Regions from separate parts of the Homo sapiens genome. Here region 2 is linked to region 1. A link is a loop called in an ENCODE intact Hi-C map of the cell type or tissue named here. Cell type or tissue: heart left ventricle. All regions are shown on one strand. Each heading gives the region's core, and the rest is flanking DNA. Links, peaks and the distances in the headings are about the cores only.

The links. Hi-C counts contacts between places; a loop is a spot of excess contacts. Peaks named below come from ENCODE experiments on the same cell type or tissue, not always from the same donor. Only the 100,000 strongest peaks of a DNase experiment are listed, where the experiment ranks them.
Region 2: a loop joins it to region 1, with 2.1 times the contacts of the local background. A loop is called at or near these places in 2 of 110 quality-filtered maps.

What each region holds. Positions count from the first base shown.
Region 1 is chr2:120,958,394-120,961,292 of GRCh38, reverse strand. The region is part of intron 5 of GLI2 (GLI family zinc finger 2); the gene reads right to left. Among named protein-coding and RNA genes, the nearest start is that of GLI2, 220 kb to the right of the region's middle. RefSeq lists an enhancer at 889-1,388. In heart left ventricle, for the core only: a CTCF peak has its summit at 2,475 (motif pointing right); a DNase peak (open chromatin) is centred at 1,644.
Region 2 is chr2:120,819,050-120,821,948 of GRCh38, reverse strand. The region is part of intron 2 of GLI2 (GLI family zinc finger 2); the gene reads right to left. Among named protein-coding and RNA genes, the nearest start is that of GLI2, 85 kb to the right of the region's middle. RefSeq lists an enhancer at 1-145. In heart left ventricle, for the core only: no CTCF peak of the experiment used is centred there; a DNase peak (open chromatin) is centred at 1,429; H3K4me3 peaks cover 620 bases.

The DNA of each region.
Region 1 (2,899 bases), core at 225-2,724:
CAATGTAATTGGTTTCTGAAAACCCCCCGGATCCACAGGCAGCATAAAGAACAGGCGTCAGAATGGAGGTGACATCCGAGCCAAATTAGTGTCAATATGACAATAAAATGCATGGCTTGGAGGCAGTATGAGCAGTAAACAGACAACATTTCAGTCGGAAACATCTCAATCTTCTCAATGTGGTGGAGGGGGAGGGGGTGGCTGTTCTGTCGTTAAATCACCAATATTCAACAGCATAACATGAGAAAATTCCATTTTAGGGCCCGGGTGACAACCAGTGAATTCTCCGCTCTCCAGGGAGCCGCTCAGCAGAATGATGACCTCGGTTCCCTGACTGGTTCTCTATCACCTTCCCACACAGCAGCGCTCCTGTCTTCCTGCTGTAAATCAGGACCCCTTTAAAAACAAGAGGAAATGGGCCTTCACCCACCACTGGGAGACCAGGGAGGGTGGGTTTTCATCAGAGCCTGGGAAATCCCTCTGTCCTGCCGGCACCCTGGCCTCAGTGCCCTGGGAGGAACGCAGGGCTTGGCTTTCCAATCCCACAAGAGCCCCGTAGAGGCCTCTCTAGCTTCTGGCCTTTCTTCCACCACTGCAGTGTGTTCCCAAATGTAGGGCCACACATGGCCCAGATGAGGTTACTTTAGGTTTGATGGAGACAGAGACAGGAACATCCTCTTCAGACAGGGATTAGGTTTTCCATTTCAGAAAAAATACAAAGTTCCATTTGAAGAACCATTTATTTAACCCCAAAAGGTGAGTCTGTTAAAAAATATTACTAAATACACAATTGTGCAGGTGGCACTCAGCTAAGGTAAAAACTGGGCTGGTGGTTTGCAAACCGGTGTACTGGGGACAAGGCCCTGCAGGATGAGGACCCACATGGAGTTCCCACCCACCTCTCCCTGCTCGCCCTCTTGCCTGGCAGAGCCCTCTCCATGCCTTGGCTGGACATTCAAAACCTCTGGAAAGTTCTCTCCCCTACAGTGCTCCCTCCTCTGGGACCATGAATGAAGGTGCTGAGAAAGGAGGCTGGGGTATGAGGGGCGTCAGGTCGGGACAGGCATTCTTGGTCCCGCCCAGGAACTCACACAGGGCTGCGCTGGAGCTCAGGCACCAGGAAGGCAGGGCTTGTGTGCTGCTCATGATGCGTTGCGTCCCTAGACCTAGAACCGAGCCTGGTAAATAGAAGGTGCCCAATAAACACCTGCCGAATCAACCAGCGTGTGTGCATGAGACACAACGACAGAGAAAGGCAGAGAGAGAAGGCCTGTTCTCCTTGGCTGTCCATGAGCTCTCCAGGCCCCCTGCGCCTGCACAGAGCTCACATGCTCAAGATGATGTGTATGGGGGCTTCCTGGTGTGAACACACATTCCTCAGAGAGAGCCAGGCCCCTTCCACAGGTCTCCTGAGCTGCACTGCTGGCGCCAGGGATGGCCCACACAATTTTCTCAGTGAGGATTTGAGCAAAAAGAAACCTAGTGGAAACGCTCATTCACATTCTCTGCTGTGTGGTCTGGAGCTTTCCGGGAGGGACTGGCACAGACCCATGGAGCAGGCACCCACCGAAAACACCTCCCCAGCTCCCATGGTTCACGGGAGGGGAGGGGCCGGGGGACACCCCACAGACAGGTCCAGCCCGAGCCGCCTGGCTGAGAGCCCAGGTGTTGTGTTCAGCGTCTCTTAGAGACATACGTGAGTAACCGTCCACACAGGCCTCGGAGCTAAGTGGAAGTGCGGAAAGCATTTTTAAAAGGTGAAGCGAAGGTTCTGGTTCTAGTTGAAACTGGTTTTGGAAAAAATGTATTAAGTAGCAATAAAAATAGGAGATAATCCTGGACTACTCTGATTTTCTTGGATTGTAACTGACTGGGAACAAAGGGAAAGAAGGCATCTGCTCCTGAAATCCATGGATAAGAAAAATGCTCCCACCCCCACCCCATACTGGAGCTGGAGAAACTGATATCCCTCCTCAGGTGGACTCTGGAATCTGGTGATGCTTCCCCGTTACCTCCATGTCCTGAAGCCAGATGTGTTCCCAAGGCGGAGGTGGAGAAGGCACAGCGGGTGGGGTGTGATGAGTTAACCAGCAGCTGCTGGAGGGCTGGGAGCTCTCGCGCCCACTGCTGAGCTCACCTCTGCACTCCTCTGCTGCTTCCCAGAGATGCTCAGCCCCCGGGGCTGCCAAATGCTGAGTGCCCGGAAGGCAAAGTTGCTCCCCAGCCCCTTCCAGTCCCCTGTGAGCCAACAGCTACATTCCTCGAGTGCTTCTTTCCTTAGCTGGAGCGCATCTTTCCATTCCAGGGTCTTTTCTAAGTGCCATTCACTCATTCACTCACTCACCCAACAAACACAGAGGACCTGCTCCTTGCCAGATGTGCTCCCAGACCTGACAGGGCGGGCCATCGGCCATACGTAAGGAGAAGTCCCAGCCAGTTCCAGTTGGGGGCGCCTTGGGTCCCGCTAGTGCAGTGGAGCTAGTTGGTGGCTTGAAAGGCCTGGGGCTGGATTCTTGTGGGGTCTCAGGAGAAGGCCTAGCGCACCGTGCACAGGACTCTGTGCAGGAATGAGCTCAGGGAGGTATCTGGGGACCTGCATGTGGGGCAGTGCATGGCAAGACCAGTGTGCAGTGGAGAGAGATGAGCTGGAGAGGAAGGCCTCTGGACGGGGGTTCTAAAGTCTGGATTTTATCCTGAGGGGGCTAGAAGTGGCAGGGGCTGAGCGCAGGATGGCGGAGAGGATAAAGATGGGGATGCTGGATGAGCAGCAGCCATGGAGCAGTGCTACGAGGGCGATATGTCACTGTCTGGCCCGGGAGGGGTGACACGCCACTCTTGGAGGCCTGAGGGACAGGATGGGATGGATGGGAGATGGCAAGGAAAAGGTCTGGGAGAACCT
Region 2 (2,899 bases), core at 306-2,805, 140 kb after region 1:
CCCCCGTGGAGTCAAAGGCAAACAGGAACACATAGTGGGGGCCTCGGGTGGCAGCCCAGCCCAGGGGAAAGGAGGCTCGGTGTGACCCACCCCACTGCCATCCAGCTGGGCGGCCCTGGTGAAGAGCCTCAGCATCCCCATCTGTAAAATGGGGTTGCACCTGCCTCTGGGGGTCGCAGCACAGGCTTAGGCAACCTCGTAAAGCACTGGTTGGGGCAAAAGGGAAAAGAGGGTCTTTCTGAGTCAATGTAATAGTCCCCAAGTCTATGCACAGGCACCTCCCCTCTGTTTATTAGAAAGACGAGAGGGTGAGGAAGGGCAGTGGACCAGGCTTACTGGTCACCAGGTGTCCCACTGAGAGTGCAGGTCCCCTCCCCAGGGCCCACCAGGCTCTCTCTTCCTCATCCTCACGTTTGATGAGGCTAGGCCAGGAGCTGGTTTACAAGCCCATCCGAGGATTTGACAGTCTCGGCCAGAATGAGACCAAACTCCCTCCTCAATGCTGAGCTACCCTTCTCTGTCGCCCATAAATGTCCGCCGGATCTGCTATTTCTTTCACAGTAGAAGTTCACCCAGTGTTCTGCTCAGCTGAGCCATGGGCCCATCCCTAATTTGGACATTTTTCTCCCAACATCCAGTCAAATAGGAAAACAGATCGCACACCAGGCCTTTGCTTGTCCTAGTAAACTCTATCCATGAAGCCTAGGGGCCAAGAACCCTCCTGGCGCATCTGCACCTTTGCAACTCGAGAGAACCTCCCCCGTACAGAGGCCCCAGGAAACACTGTCCCCATCAGGTCCTGGTGGCTGCGAGCTCAGCCGCCCACGCAAGACAGGCTGCCAGTCAGGGAGGAGCAGATCATCCCAGGCTTAGTGTTCTGGGCCCTGAAAACACTTTTTGCATTTCCTCGAGGAGGTGGGTGGGTCGGCCTTGGCAAGGCATCTGAAACCACCGGGAGGCCACACACTAGTTACTGAGTCGGCACATGGCAAGCCCTTCGAAACGCCTCCTGGTCACAGACAGATGAGAAAACATGTTCTTAAGCCACCTCAGCAAACTGCTCCTCTGGCCACTCAAGACTGCACCCCAAGTGGCATAGAGAAACCCTGGAAGATGCAGTGTGGCCCACATCTGCCTGCTCCGTGGCCACTGGAACACTTGAGTGTTTGTTTAAAGAAGTCAGTCCCCTTCCCACTAGAAAAAAAGCTACCCTCTCCAGCGCTCACTCTTTCCTTCTCCACTGAAGTTTTTGCCACAGCAGAAGGCTAACTCTCACAAAGAGAAGAAACACAGACACACAGGGTGTGCACACACGTCCACACACTGGCGTGGACAGCAGCCGTCCCCGCAGGGTGTCCGGAGCCCACACATCCACAGCCAGCCTACCTGGGGGTTGCTGGGGCAGGGTCCCAGGCCAGGAGCCCACCCCCGGAGTGCCTCAAGGCAGCTCTCCGCCTCCTCCTGCCACCAGCTTCTTTGCCGCCAGCATCAGCCTCTGACGTTACTGCCTGGAGAGGGGGGAACTAATGCTCACCAGCTGGCTTGGTGATTTAACCCTCTCGGCTTCCAGGGAACTCCGGCGTCCAGCTGGATGAAAGTGCACAGTCCCCCTAACAGGGGCCCCTGAGCAAATACGAGGGCGACAGCTGAGAGTTTAGACTCGGCAAGAAAGCAAAGCCTGGGATGGCTGAGAGGAGGAGAAATTGGCCCCCAAACCCACCTTCGCTCCACTGTCCTGATTTTAAGGGAGCCAGAGAGAACTATCTTAGCTCAGAGAAAACCAGACAGAGGGCAAAAGGGACCAGCCTGGACCTTTCCTTCACTTGCCTTCATCAGCCTCAGTCTTTCTAAGGGTGGATGCCTCAGTAGATGCTGCTGGAGGTTTCCTCCAGCAAAGCAGCCAACCTTCCCCAGGTTCCCATGGCCTTGGCGGCTGGCCATCCTGCTGCCTGTGCTCGTATTCTGTTCTCTGGGCCCCACTTTTCTGCCTAGTGAACCCGTATTCATCCCTCAAGACCCAGCTCAGGCTGGGTCTGGCCTCCTCCAAGAAGTCTTCCCTGCCTCTCTTCCCCCAGCAGCAGGATGAAGTATCTGGAAATGACTTCTCTTGGAGTCGTTACCACACTAAGATGCTGTCCTTGCACTGATCAGTCCTTCTTCTTAGCTGGTGAGCTCCCTGGGGGCTTGGCCAGTGGGGTATTTGCCCCAGCATAACGGACTGGCACAGTAACTGGTAAATGCCTGCAAGCAGATGAATAAACTGCCTGTGGCAAAGTCCTTCAGATTTCTGGTTCTTGAGAACAAGGCTCAGGTTATAGAATTCTCTGTGCCTGCCATTGGCTTTCAGCTGCTAAAGGAGGAATGGCAAAGGAAGATTAAAAACGAGGGTGGATAGAAAATACAAAAACCGGTGGGGTGCAGTGACTCACGCCTGCAATCCCAGCACTTTAGGAGGCTGAGGCGGGCAGATCACCTGAGGTCAGGAGTTCGAGACCAGCCTGGTCAACATGGCAAAACCCCGTCTCTACTAAAAATATTAAAAATAGCCAGGCATGGTGGCAGACGCCTGTAATCTCAGCTACTTGGGAGGCTGAGGCAGGAAAATTGCCTGAACCTGGGAGGCGGAGGTTGCAGTGAGCCAAGATCACACCATTGCACTCCAGCTTGGACAACAGAGTGACTCCATCTCAAAAAAAAAAAAAAAAAAAATCTCTATTAGTGGCACTCTGTCACTCTGAATATCTACTATCAGTACTTTTAAAGTGCAACACAAACCTCACCCATCTGGAGGTCACTCACTCCTAAAAGGCAACTCTACCAGCTGCAGCCAGGAACCCAACAAGAGCCAAGAAGCCCCTGAGCCCCTAAACCTACATCTCAGAGGCTTTGCACTAAGAGT